Regions from separate parts of the Homo sapiens genome. Here regions 1, 3 and 4 are each linked to region 2. Evidence: chromatin contacts called from ENCODE Hi-C or POLR2A ChIA-PET data. All regions are on one chromosome and are shown on one strand. The core of a region is the stretch at or near the end of the contact, and the rest is flanking DNA. Distances in the headings are between cores, read along the strand shown. Region 1 has its middle 49 kb from the start of TIAM1-AS1. Region 2 holds the start of MIS18A-AS1 (MIS18A antisense RNA 1). Region 3 holds the start of IL10RB (interleukin 10 receptor subunit beta). Region 4 holds the start of TIAM1-AS1 (TIAM1 antisense RNA 1).

Region 1 (2,700 bases), core at 34-2,533, 770 kb before region 2:
CATAAGCCACCACCACACCCAGCTAATTTTGTATTTTCAGTAGAGATGGGGTTTCTCCATGTTGCCAGGCTGGTCTCAAACTCCTGACCTCAGGTGATCTGCCCGCCTCTGCTTCCCAAAGTGCTAGGATTACAGGCATAAACCACCGCGCCCAGACTCATCTTGAAATTTCTAACCAACTTTCGATCCTGGCCTGTGGACCTGGGTCTCAGCTTCTGACTCTGTAGGGTGAGTGTGCCCTTAGACTATATCCGAGATCCTAGCGTTGAAGTGGTCCTAAGGTTCCCACGGAGTCTTTTTCAAGCTAGCCCACAGGGCAGTTCCTGATCACCCCCATGGGAGACCTATGCGCACACTATTGGTATTAAGATATGACTTGCTGCAGGACATTTAGCAAACTGGGCTGTGCTACGAACTCACCTGCCCCTCCCCCATGCCTTGTCATGAACAAAAATGCCTCCACCCCCATGTCTAGAGAAGCCAGCAAGAGGTGAGACCCCCTGGAGGGAATGAGTCTTAAAGCTGGGTCATAGAGCAGGCCACTGATTTTCCATGAGATCTATGTTTGAATACATTTGGAGTATCTGCGTGCCTCCGTGGTGGAGATTATGGGGTATGGAGGGCACCCTGCACAACGGTTCTTCAGGACTACCCGACAAACCCTACCTGCTGAGACTGGGAGGTCACCCCAGGGAGACTCACCCATTTAGGGAACCACTACTACAGCTGGGAGTGTCTCACCCTGTTGGATGGATCAGGCATGGCATGGGGAAGCCTCCTGAATATGACATGGAAAAAGGAAGCAGACATCCCCCGGCAGAGGTGCAAACCCAGCTCTCCTGGAGTCCTGCAAAGCCCCCAGGACCCACTCAAGGGCCATGTGAGCACCAAGTCACCTGCCTGGCACAGGCGCCACTTCCCACCCGCTCCTCGGGCACCCAACTGTTCCAGCACTCATCACTGCACCTCCTCCGCCACTGTCAACACAAACACCCACACCCAGGCAGGAAGTAAAAATAACCAGCCGTTTCATAGCATGTCTCATGCCTCATCTCCTTCCCGAGGCACGCCTCTCTCAGTCCCCTGCAGGCATCAAGGACCCACAGAGAGGAGAGAGAGGCAGGGAGTTAAGACAGTTCCAATGCCCTGTGCTTTGTCTACACTGTCAGACAGAGATCATCTCTAAAAGGGATAAAAGTCAGAGGCCCTTCCCTTGCAACAAAGACGGGGCTGCATGTTTCTCTCTCAGGGGCGCCCCCTACCTGGAAGGACAGTTCTTTCTACCAGTAAATTCCACGTGCCTGGAGAGCCGCAGAACTTCAGGGATGAGTCAGCCAATTACCGCTGGGCCCCTCCCCACCACGAGAGTGTGTTTATCTATCTCAGGCAGAGGTACTAGTGCCCAGGCAGAAAAGACATGAAAATCACAACCCCAGACCAGAACTAGCATCTTTTATGAGGCACAGCCATCAAAGGACCTCCTGACAGCAAAGCCTGGTGCTATGGTTCTGAAGTGCATCCCCCAAAAAGATATGCTGAAGTCCTAACCCGGGGTACCCGTAAATGTAACTGCATCAGTTTGCTAGGCTTGCCATAACAAAATACCAGAGTCTAGGTGGTTTGAACAACAGCAACTTATTATCTTACAGTTCTGGAGACTGGAGTCCGCGACCAAAGGGCCAGCAGGGTGGTTTCTCCTGAGGCCTCTCCTCGGCTGGCAGATGGCTGCCTTCTTTCTCGCTGTGTCCTCACACAGCCTCTCCTCTGTGCGTGCACATCCCTGGTGCCTCTATGACCAAATTTCCTCTACTCATAAGGACAACGGTCAGATGGATTAGAGCCCACCCTAAGGACCTCATTTGCACTTCATCATCTCTTTAGAAGTCCTGTCTCCAAATACAATCACATTCTGGCGTAATGAGGGTTCGGGATTCAACATATGAAGTTTCAACATAGGAAGTTTTGGGGGAACACATTTCAGCCCATAACAGACCTCATTTGAAAACTGTTGGGCTCACACCTGTAATCCCAGCACTTTGGGAGGCCAAGGCGGATGGATTGCCTGAGGTCAGGAGTTTGAGACCAGTCTGGCCAACAAGATGAAACCTCGTCTCTACTAAAAATACAAAAAATTAGCCGGGCGTGGTGACAAGCACCTGTAATCCCAGCTACTCAGGAGGCTGAGACGGGAGAATTGCTTGAACCCAGGAGGCGGAGGTTGCAGTGAGTTGAGATCATGCCACTACACTCCAGCCTGGGCTACAAGAGTGAAACTCCATCTCAAAAAAAAAAAAACAAAAAAAACTGTTTACTTTTTATGATCATGTCTTGCAGATGTAATTCATTAAGATGAGGACATATTGGAGTAGGGTGGTCCCTGAGTTCCTATGACTGGTGTCTTTGCAAGAAGAAAAAAGACACAAAGATACACACAGTGAAGGTAACCATTTGAAAGCAGAGACACATAGGACAACGCCATGTGGCAACAGAAGAGAGACAAGTCAAAGAATGCCATAGGTTGCTGGGAAGCACCATAAGTTAGGAAAAGGCAAAGAAGGATTCTACACAGCATCACAGGAGGAACCAATGCCGCGGGCACCCTGAGTCTGGGCTTGTGCCCTGCAGAACAACGAGAGAATAAACTTGTGTTGTTCTAAGTCACCCTGTTGGTGGCACTTTGTTAGGGCAACCCTAGGACAC
Region 2 (2,704 bases), core at 156-2,655:
GGTGCAAAGAGTTAATCTCAACTTTCAGTTAACTACTGGACACTGGTGTGCTCCTTTATTCCCAGTATTACACCAAGGAAAACGTTCCAGAAACGTCGATAAGCCGGTGGTGAATTACTGCCATCGGAACATTTACGGCATTCAAAGACAGAAAAAACTTCATCTTGAAAAATCACAATCCAAAAACAACAGCCATTCTTACACCAATTCATAAAAAATATGTGAACCACTTTATCCCTAAATACTGCAAAAACATCAAAATGAGGGAACAGTGGAACAACAGAGGTAAGAGGTAACTGCTAGAACCAGGATTAGAAACTAATTCCTGCCTTCTTCTGAACTCTTTTGCTACATCCTCCTTCCTCGCCAGTTTTCATGGGGTTGTTGGTGCTTTTATTGCAAGTTTCCTTCCCTTTCTTCCCTATAGCACTGTGTTCCGTCAACTCTGCGGCTCTATCACTGGAGGCTGTAGAGGCATCCGCTGATACACCAACAGCCTGCTAATTTCTATGGGGAGTAATAGTACTGGCTGCACCTCAAGTGCTTACAGTCTAGTTGACCATTTGTTTCTCTTTTTTTAGGGTCTTTAAAAGTGTTATTCTTTGTCGCCCTTTGTTTCTGAGTAATGCTCACGATGATGCTGATTCAACCACTGCTCTTCTGGGATCGGGGACCCCAGAAAAGAACCCACCGCCCGAGAGCCAAAGTGGAGGGGTGACCCTCCTCCCCTTTTCCTGCCACAGCTCACACTCTCAGACTTTTTGCTCTTAAAGTCCCTGGGCAGCCCCAAGGAGCCCCCGCCTCCTCCCGGGCCGCCCACGCGCGGCACCCCTGGAAGAAGGCGACCCCACGCCCCCCCTGCCCGGCTCGACCCAACTGACAGCGAAGCAGGATGCAGTTGGTGTCCTCCTGGCTGGCCACCCAGCTCAGCGAGTCGCCCAGCGGCCGCCGGCAGCCGGAGCACAGGAACACCAGCGGCCTCTCCTCCGCAGCCGCCGCCTCCTCCTCCAGCTGCGCCCTCTCCATGTCGGCCACCGACGCGTCTTCGCTCATGGAGCTCCACATGCTCGCCCACTTCTGCAACAGCTGGTGGCGGCTCGAGTCTTCGGAGAGTCTCTTGCCCAACAGCGAGGAGTCGCTGCATTTGCCCTTGTCGCCGCACTCACAGCCGCCAGCGCATCCTCTGCTACACCTCAGTGACCGAACGCCTGCCATTACCTACAAATCGCCCGCGCCCCAGAGCGCCATGGGAAAAAAAACCGCCGCTGCTCATGCGCGGGGCGGGGAGCGGTGGCGGAGGCCGAGAAGGGGCAAAAGCCTGAAGGGGGCGGGACGGCGGGCGGCCTCTAGTGCGCATGCGCGCCGTGCGGCCTTGGCCAAGCGTGATAGTCACTGCGCCTGCGTCAGGTTTTCCAGCCTGAAGAAATTGATGATGCAGACCTGTTTGCTTGTCTTCCTAAGGATTATTCACCCCTTTCCGTGGGAGGGGCAGCGTCACTGAGAAAGTTACGGGTTGCAAGCTTGAGTGTCTAAGAACCGCCTGGCGAGCTTCTTAAGCAGATCGCCAGGTTCCATCTTCGCAGACTCTGGTTCAGCAGGTAGCAGGTTAGCCCGAGAATCTGCATTTCTAACAAGCTCCTAGGCGTGCCCACGCTGTCAGTATTGGCAGCCCAACCTTTTTTGGGGGGTGGGGGGGGGAGTTTTTCTATGTTGCCGGTCTCGAACTCCTAGCCTTAAGCGATCTTCCCTACTCGGCCTCCCAAAATGCCAGGATCGCAAGCGTAAGCCACTGTGCCAGACCACCACCCTTTTTCTTCTTTTTTGTAAGTGGACTAATTATAGTTGTATATAAGCAGCTCCACTTTTGATGACCACTGCTCTATTTTGTCGGCTCCTGGGGACCTCCTTTCCATGAAGTGGAGAAGGAAGGGGATAGAGGAGTCCCTCATCACAGGGTCCTTTTGCGCACTGCTATCCCTGGAATGAGACCCTGGGAAGGGCCCCGGATCACTCAGGCTGTCACTGCAAGGAAAAAGTTGAGGAAGCAGCAGTGCCCCTGGAAAGCCTGGAAGTGTCCCTGCTGCTTGGATCAAGGAACAATTCGTCCTTGCAAGGAAGAAGCATCCCTTGTTGATGATAAGGACAGATTTCCTCAGCTGCCCCAGAAAGCCAGCCTCTGCCTAAAACACCGTAGGTCAGGAGGGAAAGCTGGCGGGGAACCAGCCAGCTGCACCACAGACAGTCTGGTGGTATACCTGGGAAGAAAGCTACCTGCAAGGACCTACTCTGTTCCTACTACGCTCTGGGTGTCCCCCAAGTCACTGCCTATTTTGCTTGGTTGCATAAACTATTTATGTAAATGTACTTCCAATTTTAGTGCTTACAGCCACTAGCAAAAAGCAAAAGCTTTGGAGTCAGTGGTCCTGGTTAACTTACCCCTCCCTCCACAAGGTAGTAACAGTGTAGGGAACTGTGGAAAAGGCTGTTTGCCTTCCCTGAGTCTAATTCTTCATGGAGTAAATGGAGTCTGTTTCTTCAGTACTACACCAAGTTGTTCATGAGGATCGAGTTTTCTAATATTCATGAAAATACTTTGTAAACCCTGGCACACCATGCTCATGTTAATCACCTTCTTACTGGAAGAAAATGCTTTAGATAATTTAGGCTTTTTTTTTTTACCCATAGAATTCCCTTCCTTCCTTCT
Region 3 (2,700 bases), core at 134-2,633, 990 kb after region 2:
CTGTCTTTAAAAAGGGAGTTGGTGGGGAGAGGTTCTAGAATGTCATGTAGCAACCAGTTTAAGGACTGGGACTCAGGGATCCAACTCCCACAGTTTCCCTGTGTGACCCTAGGCATTTGACTTAGCCTTTCTGAGCCTCAGGTTTTTTGTTTCTGAAGTAAAAGGATTGGACTAGGTAATCTCCAAGATCCTAGGAACCCAGGAGAAAGATGAGAAAATGTACAAGAATGAACACTCAGGTGGAAATGCTGCAATCCTGAGAAGCTCCCAGGATGAATGAAAGGCACAGGACCTCTTACCCCTCACCCCTGCCCCCCTCAAGAGCTGGTTTCTCAAACCTTTCTCTTAGGCCCCTTCAAAGGGGGAAAACTAAAAATTATACAAGTTATAGTTCAAGGACTTTAAATAGATTATTTATATGATTGCTCATAAGGATGAGGCTGTGAGGAGGGAACACCTTATTTAATCTAATGAAATTCCATAGGAAAGAGGCCTTTTGTATATTGAATCAATTTATCTGCCTTCTCAGTGCATCTGTCATATTCTGAAAGATTCTGGGTTGATCTTTTGCGATAACCTCTATGGCTGTGAGTGTGTGTGTGTGTTTGTGTATTTTTTAACATTTTGTATAATGATTGGAGGTTGGTAAAAAGTAACACAACAGTACTTTTTTAATACAAACTTGGTGTGGTCTTGAGTTGTCTTCCATTGGAGAGCGTACGTGTGCCACAGATTGGTGCACCTGCCGGCATCTCTAGGATTGCACCAACTCCCTCTAGCTCTTCTTGGTGGCCTGCAGGGGCCTAGGGCGCATTCACTTCCCTCTGCTTGACTTTACGTGGTGTTCTAGCGTCAGACATCAGGCGATGCCGTGCATTACCCAAGACACTGGACAGCTCCGGATCTTCCCGTCTAACCACTAATCAAGTTAAAAAGAGGAAATTAACGCTTTCTTAGTAGTCTCTGAAAGAAACTAGTTATTTGCGTAAAGATGACTTGGTTTTGTGTTGTTTATCCCTGGGGAGAAGGGTAAAGAAGACCCTCAAACTGGATTTGCTGCTGAAGTGCTTTTAACTCACCTGTGCGGAGAGCGGACTTCAAGAGAGGGCGTGCCGGTGCTCCGGACAAAACCTGGGGAATACTGAAAGCCACCACCACCACCGTCATTCCAGCATGCAGATCTCAGTCCTGGGTTGGTGTTGTAGGGCATTTATTTATTTGACTTGACGGCGCCTTTCAAAGCTTGCGAGGATCCCTTCCTCTTCCTCGTGTGCATCTGCCAAGCCTGTGCCCCGCGCCTCGCGGGTGGACCCGGGCTGGTGGGCGGGGCCTGCAGCGGGGTGGGAGCCCGGTCGCCCGGCCCCTCCCCACCCCGCCCCGCCCATCTCCGCTGGTTCCCGGAAGCCGCCGCGGACAAGCTCTCCCGGGCGCGGGCGGGGGTCGTGTGCTTGGAGGAAGCCGCGGAACCCCCAGCGTCCGTCCATGGCGTGGAGCCTTGGGAGCTGGCTGGGTGGCTGCCTGCTGGTGTCAGGTGAGGGGTCCGCGGGGAGGGGGCGCGCTTGGGAACCGGGAGGCCCCGCGAGATGCCGCCCCTGATCCCATCCCTGGGCGCCCTGCAAGTGACTTAAGAGCCTTCGGGGCCTCGGGAGAGAAGATGCAAACGCCACGGCCGGCTGCTGAGACGCAACTAGGCTGCTGCTGCCGTCGATTCTGTAACAGGAGAAAGCCCCATCCGCGCCCGGATTACAGACCGTCTGGGCCCTAAACTCAGGGGGAGACTCCCGGCGTCTTTTGATTCCCTGTCCTCCTGCAGCTCTCTGCTGGCGGGCGTCTAAATAAAGTAGCTTCCCCAAAAGACCCAAGATCCCACCGTGGCTGTCATCTGACCCTTCTGGAGACTATCAGTTCAAGTGGAGGCCCCCACCAGTCCCCGAGTGCCCTGACAGCCCTCCCTGACCCCAAGTCTGCCCCCTCAGTGCCAGCCCTCCCTACAGATGTGCCTCCCATCACCCGCTGCACCTCCCCTCCTTCCGGTTCAGGCCCGAGCACCCTGAAATCTGGATTCTGTCCCCCAGCGCCCCAGCTCCATGGCTTCTAAACCTAAATCCATTGAAACCTTTTCTGTCCTCTAAATTGACTGCCTAGGTTCCAATAACACCATGGTCACCTCCTTCCTTTCTCATGAACTCTTCCCTGGCCTTCCGGGATACCCCTCCGGTTTCCCGCCCTGTCAGGCTGTCTCTGCTTGGGACCCTCCTGCTCTGTCAGGTTTCTATGTAGCTAATTGTGATGCCCAAGGCCTTTTCTCTCCTTCCCTGGCACTGTTCCTTTGGGGGATTTCAGCCAAACCCTGGCATTAAACACGGGCTATAGGCCCATGACTCGCACATTTATATCTCTCTTGGTACCAGTTGGGTGATGGGTGGTGGTTTATTATAGTCTTCTACTTTTCTACTTGCATGTAGGTTTCAAATTTTCTTTTCTTTCTTTCTTCTTCCGTTTTTTTTTTTGTTTGTTTGTTTTTTTGTTTTTTTGTTTTTTTTTGAGACAGGGTTTTGCTCTGTTGCTGTGGCCCAGGCTGGAGTGCAGTGGCTTGATCTTGCCTCACTGCCACCTCCGCCTCCCGGGTTCAAGCGATTTTCCTCCCTCAGCCTCCCGAGTAGCTGGAATTACAGGTGTGTGCCACTACGCCTGGCTAAT
Region 4 (2,881 bases), core at 31-2,530, 720 kb before region 2:
TGGGCGCGAAGGCGCCGAGACGGCATCTTTCCCCTGCAGCATCCCGCCCCGCGGCCGGGGGGAGGGGGCGTCACCTGACAGCGCGCAACAACTTCTCCAGGTTTCGAGGGGGCAAGCGGCAGCCGCCGGGGCTGGGGGGCGCACGGCGCGCTGCTCTCGCCCAATGGCGAGGTCTGTAAACAAAAGCGGGCCCCACGCGGGTCCCCAGCCGGGTGGCGAGGGGCGCGGCGCAGCAGCATCGCAGCGGCAGAGCTGGTGAGAGGGCGAGGCGGGGACGGGATAGGGCGCGGGGACCCAGGGCACAGTCCCCGGGACCCGACCGCCCGGATGAGGCATTGTCTGCGCACCCGCAGGATTCCGCTTTTAATGCCCCCCTCCGGGGGTTCGTCGCGGGTCCCCAGCTCCGTGCGCCGGCCCCCGGGCTTTCCGCCCGGTGAGCCCGGCCCCGAGGGCGGCACGGATCGCCAAGGTGAGCGCCCAGGACGCGTCGCCGAAAAGCCAGGCCCGGAGGTGCCTAAGTCAGGGACCGAGACGCAAACATAGACACAAGGATGCACAAGCACGCCCTCCCCGAAGTTGACAAAAATCAGCCGATAAAATACAAAGTGCCGCGGCCGCCGCAGGTCAGCGCTGACCTCCTGCTGCCGAGAGGACCGAATGCCGACGTCCGGACGCTGTCATTTCCATCCAGCGAAGGCACCTGGGCTGCACGGTCTCGTCTCCCTCCTTCGCGCGAGGGATGCCTCCTCCTGCCTCTCCTCCCCGCATCTCCCCACCTCCCAAGTGTGTGAACACGAAAACAATACGTGGAAAGCCCGATCGGGGGGAGCTAGGACCCGCCGGGAGCCCCAGTGTGCGGGAGACGGGGGTCAGAACGTGCCCGGCACGGGCACCGAGGCTCCGGGCATCCTCGCCGCCGTCTCCCGGGGCGGCTCCGGCCGGACGCCCGCGCACCCCAGGCCCGCGGTACTCACCCGCGACGGTCGTCCGGGATCTCCGCGACGGGGCCGGGCACGATGCGGGGCAGCCGTGCCCCTGGGGCTGCGGGCGCCAAGGCGTCCGCGGAGCTGCAGAGCTGCGCGCCCGACGGCGGCGGCGCTGCTCTGCCGGCCGCGCTCGAACCCGCTCGTGGTCTGCCAATCGGAGCTGTCAGGGCCCCTCCGCCTGCGGCCTCGGGGGCCGGGCCGCGGGAGCCCGTGGGAAACCGAGCTCCGATTGGGCCGCCTGACAATCGCTCCGCCTCCGGCCAGCCAATCCGAGGCGGTGGATGCAGGAGCGGGGCGTTCGGAGTTGGGCTGTAGAGCGACTATGGGCGCACGCCGGGTATCCGCGCCGCAGCCAGGCTCGGAGCGCGCGGCTGGAGGGGCGCGGGCGGCGCGCGCTCCAGAGATGCCTTCCTGCGAGGCTCCGTCAGCGCGGCCCGGGGAGATCGCCCGCAGGCAGCGGAGGCGCGGCGGGCCGGGGGACGACCAGGGAGCCCCTAACAAAGCAGCTTTGGGAGGGCCGGAGGCCTCTGCCTCCCTCGGCGATAGGTCCGCGAAGCTGCCTGTCATCTCGCATAGGTGGAGGTGGCCAATGGCGTGCACAGACGGAGCTCTAGTTGGCGCGCGCGCGCGGCTCGGCATCGGTGGGATTGGTCGGAGGTAAAGGATTTTCCTGCCACCTAAGGCGGAGAGGAAGGGGGATCGAAACGGGGGAGGCGAAGAGTCAAAAAATGTTGTGCCTGGGACAAGTGGTCTGGCGCGGGAGGCGTGTGCCTGGCTCTAGGGGGAGACAGGAACTTTTTTACGAGAGAAAAAAATCCTAACGCAATCCCTTCCCGTGGATGCTAGAGGATGTTAGACCCTGAGCAGCCTCCAGGTAGGGCATGGTGGCCTTCACCAGAGTCCAGGACTCCCAGGGTTCACTTACCGTGCCCAGCAAGCGAACTTGGAATAACAGCGTGGGGTTTGGGCCTTACGCTTACCTGCTGGGCAGAGTAAGTGACTCGGGCAGGGTTCACGCAGACCTCCTGGGCTCCTCTGTAAAATCCGGAAACTACAGTTGCAGTTTACCTCTCGCAAGGTTGTGGAGAACGCGGAAACGGAGACGCTGGCGGTACAGCCTCGAGCGAAACCTTTCCCTACACGAGGCCGGAGCTTCCTCCTCTCCTGAAGAGCTCTAGACTTCCCCATTTACAACAAAGGCTGGGATGTATGTTCCTTACACCTTGATTCCATACACACGTGTTCGCCCCGGGAGCTGGGAAGGTCTGCGCTCCCGGGGTGATCTTGTTGAAAACAAAAAGAATTGCCCACGCTGTGGAAGATAAACCTAAACCGGAAAATTGAAAGTCATCCCTGATTCCTCCTTCTTCTTAACCCTCTCCCATCCATTTTTGTTAACCTCCCAAACCCATTCCTCCCATCCTGTCTCACCTGGACCTCAGTAAAGGGCTCCCATCGTCCTTCTGTCCCAGGCCTTGCCCCCTGAAATCTGTTCTCCACTTTGCAGAATGATCCTTCTAAGCAGAAAAATCTCATTTTGCGCTCCCAACTCTGGGTCTCTTTTCTTTCCCCAGAACACGTCAACCCCCAGCCCCTCCCTTCACTTCACTAATTCCTACCCTTCTTCAGATCCCAGCTTGGCCGCCAAGGCATCCATGCAGTAGGCATTGCTGAACTACTGCTCTTACAGACCCCGGGAAGCCTCCTGTACCCTGTCAAGGTTAGATGCCACATTTCCACTTCCAGTGCTTCCACCCCCTGTGCTCCCCTCACAGGCCTGTATGACACGGGGCTGAAGTTGCCTGTTGCACTGCAGCCTTCCATGGAAGCCGGAATCTTATCTATCTTCCCTGCTGGATCCCAGTCCTAGCACAGTGTTTGGCACATTTGGGGCA

What was found. A loop is a pair of places that touch in the nucleus more often than their neighbours do. ChIA-PET counts read pairs that join two places held with the same protein, here RNA polymerase II (POLR2A). Pooled maps may share reads with other maps.
Region 1: a map with no recorded cell type shows a loop between it and region 2 (4-fold over the local background). The contact joins the enhancer-like site here to the promoter of MIS18A-AS1 in region 2. A Hi-C loop is called at or near these places in 1 of 37 single-sample maps with no recorded cell type and 1 of 50 pooled maps. POLR2A ChIA-PET finds 5 or more read pairs at or near these places in 2 of 52 experiments (HEK293T and OCI-LY7).
Region 3: a pooled map shows a loop between it and region 2 (5-fold over the local background). The contact joins the promoter of IL10RB here to the promoter of MIS18A-AS1 in region 2. A Hi-C loop is called at or near these places in 5 of 50 pooled maps. POLR2A ChIA-PET finds 5 or more read pairs at or near these places in 2 of 52 experiments (K562 and activated CD4-positive, alpha-beta T cell).
Region 4: a map of naive thymus-derived CD4-positive, alpha-beta T cell shows a loop between it and region 2 (20-fold over the local background). The contact joins the promoter of TIAM1-AS1 here to the promoter of MIS18A-AS1 in region 2. A Hi-C loop is called at or near these places in 1 of 168 maps with a recorded cell type or tissue (naive thymus-derived CD4-positive, alpha-beta T cell), 1 of 37 single-sample maps with no recorded cell type and 10 of 50 pooled maps. POLR2A ChIA-PET finds 5 or more read pairs at or near these places in 1 of 52 experiments (OCI-LY7).

The regions. Positions count from the first base shown.
Region 1 is chr21:31,508,533-31,511,232 of GRCh38, forward strand. It overlaps a transcript of TIAM1 not described here. Among named protein-coding and RNA genes, the nearest start is that of TIAM1-AS1, 49 kb to the right of the region's middle. RefSeq lists a silencer at 1,269-1,328. Within about 2 kb of position 1,284, at least 3 of the 41 ENCODE cell types and tissues checked have a DNase peak (open chromatin) inside an H3K27ac peak, as active enhancers do.
Region 2 is chr21:32,277,800-32,280,503 of GRCh38, forward strand. MIS18A-AS1 (MIS18A antisense RNA 1) reads left to right here and starts at 1,406. Exons shown (of 1, transcript NR_046576.1): 1 at 1,406-2,704. It overlaps MIS18A (MIS18 kinetochore protein A), which reads right to left and starts at 1,250. Exons shown (of 5, transcript NM_018944.3): 1 at 882-1,250. The coding sequence starts at 1,215. RefSeq lists enhancers at 499-1,000, 1,001-1,500, 1,444-1,663.
Region 3 is chr21:33,264,984-33,267,683 of GRCh38, forward strand. It overlaps IL10RB (interleukin 10 receptor subunit beta), which reads left to right and starts at 1,384. Exons shown (of 7, transcript NM_000628.5): 1 at 1,384-1,531. The coding sequence starts at 1,483. The region is part of intron 7 of IFNAR2-IL10RB (IFNAR2-IL10RB readthrough); the gene reads left to right. IFNAR2 (interferon alpha and beta receptor subunit 2) reads left to right here. Exons shown (of 9, transcript NM_001289125.3): 9 at 1-681. IL10RB-DT (IL10RB divergent transcript) reads right to left here and starts at 1,277. Exons shown (of 2, transcript NR_038974.1): 1 at 1,080-1,277; 2 at 649-919. RefSeq lists enhancers at 900-959, 990-1,059 and a silencer at 1,230-1,639.
Region 4 is chr21:31,557,953-31,560,833 of GRCh38, forward strand. It overlaps TIAM1-AS1 (TIAM1 antisense RNA 1), which reads left to right and starts at 1,281. Exons shown (of 2, transcript NR_171013.1): 1 at 1,281-1,643; 2 at 2,065-2,535. It also overlaps a transcript of TIAM1 not described here. RefSeq lists enhancers at 1-94, 908-1,720 and a silencer at 1,000-1,629.